Regions from separate parts of the Homo sapiens genome. Here region 2 is linked to region 1. A link is a loop called in an ENCODE intact Hi-C map of the cell type or tissue named here. Cell type or tissue: OCI-LY7. All regions are shown on one strand. Region 1 overlaps SAMD7 (sterile alpha motif domain containing 7). Region 2 has its middle 17 kb from the start of GPR160.

What was found. A loop is a pair of places that touch in the nucleus more often than their neighbours do. Peaks named below come from ENCODE experiments on the same cell type or tissue, not always from the same donor. Only the 100,000 strongest peaks of a DNase experiment are listed, where the experiment ranks them.
Region 2: it touches region 1 in a loop (11-fold over the local background); 4 of 110 quality-filtered maps call a loop at or near these places.

The regions. Positions count from the first base shown.
Region 1 is chr3:169,927,651-169,932,650 of GRCh38, reverse strand. It overlaps SAMD7 (sterile alpha motif domain containing 7), which reads right to left. Exons shown (of 9, transcript NM_001304366.2): 7 at 4,073-4,194. It also overlaps the pseudogene FAM20BP1. Among named protein-coding and RNA genes, the nearest start is that of SAMD7, 19 kb to the right of the region's middle. In OCI-LY7, a CTCF peak has its summit at 2,282 (motif pointing left); DNase peaks (open chromatin) are centred at 330, 780, 1,240 and 2,260; H3K4me3 peaks cover 974 bases; H3K27ac peaks cover 2,578 bases.
Region 2 is chr3:170,018,884-170,023,883 of GRCh38, reverse strand. No RefSeq gene overlaps it. Among named protein-coding and RNA genes, the nearest start is that of GPR160, 17 kb to the left of the region's middle. In OCI-LY7, CTCF peaks have their summits at 2,339 and 2,540; a DNase peak (open chromatin) is centred at 2,583.

The DNA.
Region 1 (5,000 bases):
GTCTCCATCGGCACAAGCTGATTCTGTTTCTCGGTAGTAATAACACTTCCCATAAAAACAAGTATTGTGTCCTACAGTTAGGAAGGGGCTCAACAGCTGCTCCATGGTAACAGGCTTGATCTCTGTCTGAAGATGAACGGATCTGCCCACCATCAGCAGGGCTCTGGGACACCCACAATCCTGTCCAAGTGAAAGGCTGCTACCTCCGCATTGTGTCTATCATAACCGGCATATGGTTCCCTTCCACTACATAGTCTCGGCTATACTACTTAGGTTCGAAAACAACTTTCTGTTCCCTTTCAAGGATCAGTAAGGCTTTCAGCTGTGTCCCTTTATAACCCACATCAGCTTTAATAATTTGCTTGGTGGCCATGGCATGCATGATTGCCCCCAGCTCTGGTGTCTCTTCACAGTACACTTCCTGGGGAACCACCCACTGGGCTGCAGTCTCCTAGGAAGACTGCAACGTGTGGTCCAACTTGGGTGACAGCTCCATCCACAAGCCAGTCATCATTCGGTGAAAAGCCCTCAGGGGATCAAGTAGTGAAACGCTGCTTGGCAGTTGATGTATCTAAGTTGTCAATCAGGAAAACTTTGGTGAAGATAAAGATGACAGGAATTGCTAACAGCATGACTCGCTGCTTTAGCTTCATGTTGACCTCTTTTCTTCTCCCCTGACCCACTCACTCTCTGGCTCACTTATCAAGGAGAGGCAGTGGTAATGGTTAGTAAGGAGATTCCATCATTACACACATTGGTCCATTTGTGGATGCACCTTCCACAGTTCCCGTTGCGTCCTAGACTCGCTCGTGGCTACCCATGCAGTGCAATGCAGCATGGCCCCCGAGGAGGGGCAGCCCCAGGCTGTGCTTATCACCCCAGCCACTGCCACCACCACTGCAGCTCCCACCATTCCCTGGCCACCTCTCTCAGCGCTGAGCCAGCCGTCCCCCAACAAACTGCATTAAGTAATTATTTCTTTTCCTATTTTAATTAAGCAAATTATAGAAAATGGCTAATATAAATTAAAGAGCCAGGTGCGGTGGCTCACATCTGTAATCTCAGTTACTTGGGAGGCTAAGGCTGGAGGATCACTTGAGCCCAGGAGTTTGAGACAAGTCTGGGCAACATAGTAGACCCCCATCTCTTTAAAAAAAATTAGCTGGGTGTGGTAGTGTGCACCTGACAATTTGTGAGCATCCAAAGGAGGAACCACGTGGATAAATTTTCAAGCAGAGGTAGGCTGGCAGCCAGGGGACTGAAATGTGTGAGGATCTAACCCTCAGCCATGGTGGATGTACTCAGGGCCTGGGGCGAGGACACATACATGTCCCTGTCGCTCAGATGTACCCCCTTCTTTCTCACCAGAGCAGTTTGGGCCATGTGTAATGATATAAATGTGCACATATTTTCAGTAATTTCAGTTCTTTTTAGAGAGAGGATATTTTATCTGCTGAGTCCTCTGAACTAGACATTTACTTGGAACAAAATATGTTGCAGGCTCTCCTGAATGTTCCTTAACAGCTGAGCCACCAATCCTTTCTCTACACCTATTTAAAAGAGTTCATTTGCACTTGGGGCTTTGGGTTTTAGTTGTTATTTTTTTTCTGCTGAATTTCTTTTTCTACCTACAGGAGGTGAGTGGTGAGAAGTTGCTGAGTAGGCACCTAAGGCAGAGATGGGGAGTAAGAGGATAGTTGGGGGACAGTAGGTTTAACGCCAGCTAATCTCAGCACCTTGGTCCAACTCATTTAAAGAAAGGGGCTATGGGGCTGGGCGCGGTGGCTCATGCCTGTAATCCCAGCACTTTGGGAGGCCGAGGTGGGCGGAACATGAGGTCAGGAGGTTGAGACCAGCCTGGCCAACACGATGAAACCCTGTCTTTACTAAAAATACAAAAAATTAGCCAGGCGTGGTGGTGTGCACCTATAGTCCCAGCTACTCGGGAGGCTGAGGCAGGAGAATCGCTTGAACCCAGGAGGCGGAGGTTGTGGTGAGCAGAGATGATGCCACTGCGCTCCAGCCTGGGCGACAGAGCAAGACTCTGTCTCAAAAAAAAAAAAAAAAAAAAAGAAAAGAAAGGGGCTATGAGTAACAATGAGTAACACCTGATGGGACATTTTAGACAAGCGTCCTTGTGAGAGTGGGGTACAAGCAGTGCTGCTTCAGGGCTGTTGCATCCAGAGGGCATCTCCCCATTTCTGTATAAAATAACATCACAGAGCATAGCTGGGGGCAGGCACAGCACAGCAGTGACATCTTTCAGTTGATGCCACCTGCTGTCACTTGGAGGGAGTATACTTTAATGGGGAAACTAAAGCAGGACTTGATCCTAAACAAATTTGAGACGTATCTAGAAATAATTGCTACCACTTCTTGGGGTAGGGAAGAGGGCGCTGACATCCTGTCAGTGAGAGATAATGAGTCAGCAGAGTTTGGAGTACTCATGTTTATGTGACTTCTGTGTACCCACAAGGGGACATTTGGGATTTTAAACTATGAAAAGCATGTAATATTATTTATTACAAGAGCTATTATTATAAATTGCACTTTTCTGACTATGGATCACTAAGAATAATCAGAGTTCAAATTCAATGTGCCAGATCTTAGCAATCACATGCTTATTAAATAAGGGTTGCTCTTCCGGTTGTTATCAGAAGTTAGCAACTTAATTGAACCCATGGTTGACATGGCACTTGAAGTGGTATAGATACATTTAAAAAGTGGCTTACCCATGACTAATGACTAATTTTTAAAAATAAGGTTATAACCATTGAACAGGGAAGAGTAGGCCAAAAACTTTTTATCAGGTTATGCAAAAGACAAAAATGGGTGACTTGAGGAACACAACTTGCTTCATAAGTAACTTGAGGCTTGGCCGTCTCTTGGGTATAATGATGAAATTCATGTTTATTGAGTATTTACAAGGTGCCATGCACTCTAATGCTCACAAAAATCCTCTGAAAATGTATTATTATGATTATCTTCATTTTACAGATAAAACAACTGAGGCACAGAGAAGGGAGGCAACTTGTCCTAGGTCACACAACCAGAAAATAGAAAAGCCAGGATTTGAATTTGTACTTTCTGGCTTCAGAAGCTATATTCTTAGTAACTACTCTATATAGTTTTTCCGTAAGTCCCGTAAACTGAACTAAAAAATAATAATAATAAAAAGAAAAAGAGTTAACAGTATCTCACTGTAGACAAACATTTCACAAAACAGATCTGGAAAATAATCAGCTCTAGTATCAGTTAATTATGATGTAGTTAAACCTTAATATCCTTTTCTTGCTTTCTTTTCCTTTAACATGCAAACCAAAAATGATACTAGATTTAGTAGGCACTTTATTGCTTAGAATTGTATTATTAAATAACTCAAAAAAGTAAACTAAATGCATGAAAATGTAGCATTGACATAAACTTCAAAATTTTACCAACCTATGACTTTTGTCACAAATTTTTCAATACTAGTGAGGCTAGTTTTGTTTCTAACTGCCCTGATAGTTCATTATAGTTTTTTAAAATGGTATTTTATGCCAGATTGAATATGTTGTATGCATTTTTATATATTGTCCCAGCATAAATACAGAATTTAAAATAATGAATTTCTAACTTTTCAGATATTGCCTTCTTGTTCCTTTTAGAATGAAGTATATATTCCTGTTACTTACAGTGAGTAACCTAAAACTTCTCACCCAGAAGTCTGTGCTCCAAAAATGTTTGCTATGTGGATAAGTAGGGAATGTAGTCGTTATTTCCCATTCTTTTTGGATGTTCAGCTTCTGAACCTTCTTCTAATTTTGGGAGAATTCCTACTTCTTAGGAGTCTTGATAGGAAAGAAGCTAAAGACAGACAATGGCTTTCCCAGCCTCCCCTGATGCTGGGGTGTGGGTGTATGACCCAAGTTCCACCAATCAGAGACCTGTCCCAGGGTAGACACTGGCATAAAAAAGAGAGATTAGTAGGAATCCTTTCTGGAGGCACAATGCAAGTTTGACCTAATTCATTATGCAGGAAAGATATTTCAAACTGTTTTTCTTGTATGGAAATACTTAAACATTAAGTCACCTGAGCATAGTCTGAACAACCTGGAAGGCTGCGAATGAAGCTGTGCACATCATCCACGGTCCACTTCTGAATATCTTCATCCAAAGAAAGATTCCCCCCAATTGTAACCAGTGCATGTGTTCCTTTAAAATGGAAAGAAATTGTGGCATAAAATACATACAGGTTTATGTATAGTTACATTAATTTCCTTATATTCTATCACCCCAGAGTGGTCTTGATTTGCAAACGCCTTACAAGATATTAGGAATTACTAGGAGATGTTTTCTAAAAGCTTCAGCTGCCTCCTTTCTTTTCTTTCTCTGAAAAGATCTTTACTGATAGCATTTATTGTAAGTAAACAAGTTCCAGGTTTGCACCAGCTTCTCTCAGATTACAACAGAAATGCCCCATGGATTCTATTCTCCAGATTAATGTTACTATGTTTTCGTGATAGGTGATTATCCTGCTTTCGAGATGAGACAATAATTTAGCTACATTTTCATCAGAATGGCAAATTAACACTTTGTAGGGAAACAGTTGGTATGGTGGCTGTATTACATGCCCTTCACAATCCCTGTGTCTTAAAATATATTTTTTTTTATCTAAAGGAGTGCTAGAAAACTATTCAGTGTGCGTTTCTGTCATGAAGTGCATTAGTATTTTTAAATTTGAAAGTATCAACAGTATTGGACACTGAAAGGTAATACTTCTGCTTAATTGCCTGTTTTTTCATATACTTAAATATCAGGGAGATAGAATTCACACTTTGAAGCAAGACGCCTCTCTGCTTTGTTGAAGAAATGAACACTAAATTACATTAAAATCTTAAATTAAAATTCTATTATGTTTCCCAAGATATTTACCTTCCCAGCCTTTGTTGAAAATTCTCTATATAGCAAAATATAAACAGAGGCTAGTTTCACTGATATGGCTTATTAGCACTGATAGA
Region 2 (5,000 bases), 91 kb before region 1:
TCTGGCTCACATTAAACAATGCTGCTCTAGGGTTTCTTTTCATCCAGCAATGGCTTAGTTAAGACAGAGGAGGCAATATGGATCCACGAAAAAGTGTCTGTGTGAAGCAGGGTGAAGAGTACGTGGGGGTTGATTATATTACATGGTCTATTTTTGCATATGATGGAAATTTCCCTTAATTAAAAGTTAAAAAGCAAACTCCCAAATATGCATAATTAATACAGAATTTTTTTTGCCATGGTTTAAGTTCCAAGCATGTAACTCATCTGAACAATTTATCCGTTTTAAAATATAATGAATTTCCTCTTGACTAGATCCCATCTGTAGGAGGTAAGCCAACAAGGTGTACTGCACAAGAAGAAAAGAATGCAGAGCTTTCAGTCTGGCCAAGAAGACAGGCTAGGTTCAAGGTAGGCAGTAGCTTCACACCTTGAGAGTTTCTAGCTTATTTCTCTCTATAGGAAATATTTGGTACAAAGTCCAAATTCAATGGTTAGTGCCTTGGACCCATAGGAACCTAGCCTTATCAGTAACAGGTTTCACAACATCTGCTATTTTCCTATGAAAGTGTACACACATAACTATGAAACCAGGACATGAAGTGGGAAGCAGTGATTAATTAAAAAGTGTCCTTTGTTTTATTTTTTTCTTGCAGCAGTACTCGAAGATTGCTTGTTAACCCCAGCATAGAGGGTAAGAGTATACCCTTGGGGTCAGACTCCCTGGTTTCAACTCCTGGGTAACTTAGAAAGTGTTACCTAAATTTTCAACGTGTTGGTAGACTTTTTCCATCTGTAAAATAGGAAGCATAAGGTAAGTCTCAAAGGATGTTGTAAGAATTCAATGAAATCATATGTGAAAAATGCTTTCACCGTACTTGGCCAAAAAGAAGGACCCAGTAAATGTTAGCTGTTGTTTTATGGCAAATTTTTGCTTATTTCTAGTTGTTTGACACTTTACAGATTCCCTGGCTAATGAAATATTCTGCCTTCTACATATAGTATGAGAAATGACCAATTATCACAGCATTAAATGGCTGTCTTTATCTCTAGACGCAACTCTTGAGGGCAGGATCTGTGTAGTTAAATAAAAATTACGGGGGGCTATTGTTTTGGGCTAAGTTTCTGCACTAGGCTCCAACAGACCAGACTAAAAATCAGAATGGAGTTAACTTTGATAAAGTTCCACATCACCAAATCCAAACTAGGTTGTTGTCTGACCTTCCGAGAAATCAGGAGAGATAACAGCCAGTTTCTCATACAGGCCCGGTTAAATCTCTGCTTTAACCTTTGTACAACAGAAGTAGCCTGAAGTAACCTAATATTAACTAATCAGTTATTTTTCTATTATTCTGTCTTCCTGTCCCCACCTTACAAGAAAAGTGGCTTTGAAAGGATCAATGCAATTTTCATTCTTTGCTTGTGCTTTCTTCCGTCCTTCTTTGTCTATAAAGCCAACCTCATCTGCTCAGCTTATCGGAACACTTACTCTGTTTTATGGAATGGAGTGTTGCCCAATTACAGACTCTCACATAAAGTCAACTGAGCTCTTTAAACTAAGTTTGTTGTAGTTTTTTATCATTTTGCAGTGTATTATTTATCTTTGAACCTTCAGTGTCTAGCATAATATGCAGCTCAGAATCTTTTTAAAAAGTCGTATTGACTGTAACAAAATACACCTAAAATTAAAGGCCTGGGCATTTTTCTTGTGGTTATAACAGGTTTAAGACACTGGTCTAAGTATATAAGCAATTTATAATGTGAAATGCATGTGGCTTTTGTATTTACCTTTCTTGGGGATGTCATTCAACACATATTTATTAGGTGCCTCCTATACAGAAGGTATGGAGCTGTGCACGGGGTGCTTCAGCAGGGTACAAAACAGACATGGTTCCTATGCCATAGAGCTAATTTTTAACAGGGACGGCAGCTTTACATGATTAACTACAAAATTATGTATTGATAATTTCAGGAGAAGCAGAAGGTGCCAAGAGAGCAAGGGGACACCTAGCCTGAGCTGGGGGCCTCTTGAGAAGGTGATATTCAAAGTGATAGCAAAGACATGAGCAGCTAAAGCCCAGCAAACAGGGTGAAAGAAGATGATAACAGGCTTTCTGGGCATTGAAAGCAGCCTGAAGGCCGCAGGGACCGAAAGAAGCAACATGAATGTTGAAGGAACTGAGGGAAGGCTGGCTTGCCTAGGTCTCAGTCTGGGGAATAGCAAGCTAGAATCTGTAGTTGGAGAAGTCAGCAGAGATCAAGGACCTGGCAAGCCCTGTGAAGGATTTTGAGTTTTATTCTGAATCCATGAAAAGACTCCCCTTCCAATGCGATGGCTTCTGGAATTTGCTTCCAATAATCCAAGAACGTTGGGGAGAGTGGGTGGGGTATATGTGAAACAAAATTGGCCATTCATTGATAATTGAATGAAGCTGGGTGATGAGTACATGGGTGTTCATTATATTCTCAATTTTTGTGAATGTTTTAAATTTTTCATAATTAAAAAAAGGAAAAAAAAATCCCTCCAGCTACAGTGAAGAGAAAGGACTGTAGGGGGCGAGAACAGATTGAGGGGACCAGCCTTTGCTATAGACCGGGTGAGAGAGATGAATCTTGAACTAAGGTGGTAGCAGCAGGATCTAAGGGAAGTGAGTAGATTCTAGTGATGCTGGGAGCTTGAATAGATAGAACTTGGTAATTGATTAGATGTGAGGGACAGGAAGTGGGAGATGAAGCTCTCATGTGAACAAGTCATGTGCCAAGGGCGGATTTTGGTACAGCTTTTTTTTTTTTTTTTTTGAGACAGTGTCTCGCTCTCGCTCTGTTGCCCAGGTTGCAGTGCAGTGGCACAATCTCAGCTCACTGCAGCCTCCACCTCCTGGGTTCAAATGATTCATTCTCCTGCCTCAGCCTCCCAAATAGCTGGGATTATGGGTGCACACCATGCCTGGCTAGTTTTTGTATTTTTAGTAGAGACGGGGTTTCACCACGTTGGCCAGGCTGGTCTTGAACTCCTGACCTCAGGTGATCCACCTACTTTGGCCTCCCAAAGTGCTGGGATTATAGGCATGAGCCATTGCGCCCAGCTGAGCCTGCTGTAGTCTTAACACTTCCTCCCACTAACTCCATCTATCTACCATCTAATTAGGGTTTAATTTAATTCAGCAAACATTTTTAGATTCTTACTGTTGCCAAGTACTGTATGGGAGATGTGGGGAGGGGTAAAGAGGAACATGCAATTATAAACACACTAAGCTCTCATTAGTTGTCTGTGGTGGGAGAGCCATTTTATATACATTACCCATAACCCTCACAGCATCCATGCAAAGTAGACATTATTTTATATTTTATAGATGAGGAAACGGGTTTGGGGAGGTTATGGAACCTGCCTGAGGTCTGAGATGGAAGTCAAGTTCAATTTTTGGCTCTAATGCTTGAGCTCTTTCCCCTACACAAGTACTGAAAATGCAGATAAAGAAGTTCCAAAGAAAATTCTATTCATTTCAGTTGTTTTTCTCAGATTCACACTGAGGCTGAAAACCATAGTTTCATGATCCCAAGCTAATGCTAACATGCTACCTGGAAGTTAATATACGAAAATCTGAGATGGGTCAAGCCAGTTCACCATTTCCATCATAAAGAGCCACAGTTATCTCTTAATCAAGTTAAACTATCTTTCCCCATATGGTATGTTTAACCCTTTAAGTCCAGTTACTGGAATGAAGTTTGAGAGTTTCATGTGTTTCTTCTCTGAGGACAGGACCATTATTGTTCCAAGGCTAGCCGCAGGCAAGATATCTAGCACTTTCTCTTCCCTGCTGTGATTCAAGTGGTTGTAGAAGATAACTGCTTTGTCAAATATTTATATACCTGTGCTTATTTATTTTTAAAATCTAGGCGAATATTTATACAGTAAAATATATTCAAATGATAAGCTTATGACAATGACATAGGTAAAATATAGTGACAAAATTTTCCTCCTTAACCTTTTAAATTTGTAATTTTATTTTTTATTTACTTATTTTTTTTTTTGAGACGGAGTCTTACTCTGTTGCCCAGGCTGGGGTGCAGTGGCGTGATCTCGGCTCACTGAAACCTCTGCCTCCCGGGTTCAAGTGATTCTCATGCCTCGGCCTCTCAAGTAGCTGGCACTACAGGCATGAGCCACCATGCCCAGCTTATTTTTGTATTTGTAGTAGAGACAGCATTTCACCATGTTGGCCAGGCTGGTCTCAAACTCCTGACCTCAGGTGATCCACCCGCCTCAGCCTACCAAAGTGTTGGGATTACAGGCATGAGCCACTGCGCCCTGCCAACTTTTTTTATTATGGAAAATTTTAAACATGCAAAGAAAAAAAACTAGAATAGTATAATAAGCCCCTGTGTTCCATTACCCAGCTTCAACAATTATTAACTCATGGTCAGTCTTGTTTCATCGATATCCCACCCACTTCCTCCCACACATTTTGTTCTGAAGCAAATCCCTGACATCATATCATTTCATCCGTAAATATTTCAGTATGTACTTGTAAAAGATAAGACTCTTTAGGGACCAAGTGTTTTGTCAAGCATTTCTTGAGACTGATCTGTGGGAAATTTGCCAAAAAAAAAGTGGCTCAAATGTTTTGCAGAAAGCTGCACTTCTTGGAGGGGTGGGGAGTGAGGTTGGAGGTGATGGTGAAGTCCACAGTGACAGCCTTTGGGTGAGGGTGTGACCGGTCTTCACAGTGTCAGTGCCCACTTAGGGAAAGTCAGTCCTATCTATACTTTGTGAAAACCAGGACTTCAAATCTTGGACCACTCTCTTTGTTATTAGCTTTCTACTACCTTTTGCACCTGCAGTGTTTGCAATGTCCTTTCCCAAAGGTTAGCTCATTTTAATTAAGACCAGTAACAGGGCCATCGAGGAAATGCACTGACTGTAAATACCTTGAGGGTAGAGTCTGGATACATAATTGTATCCCTGCAGTACCTTGCATAGCACTTAGCCCATAGTAGGTG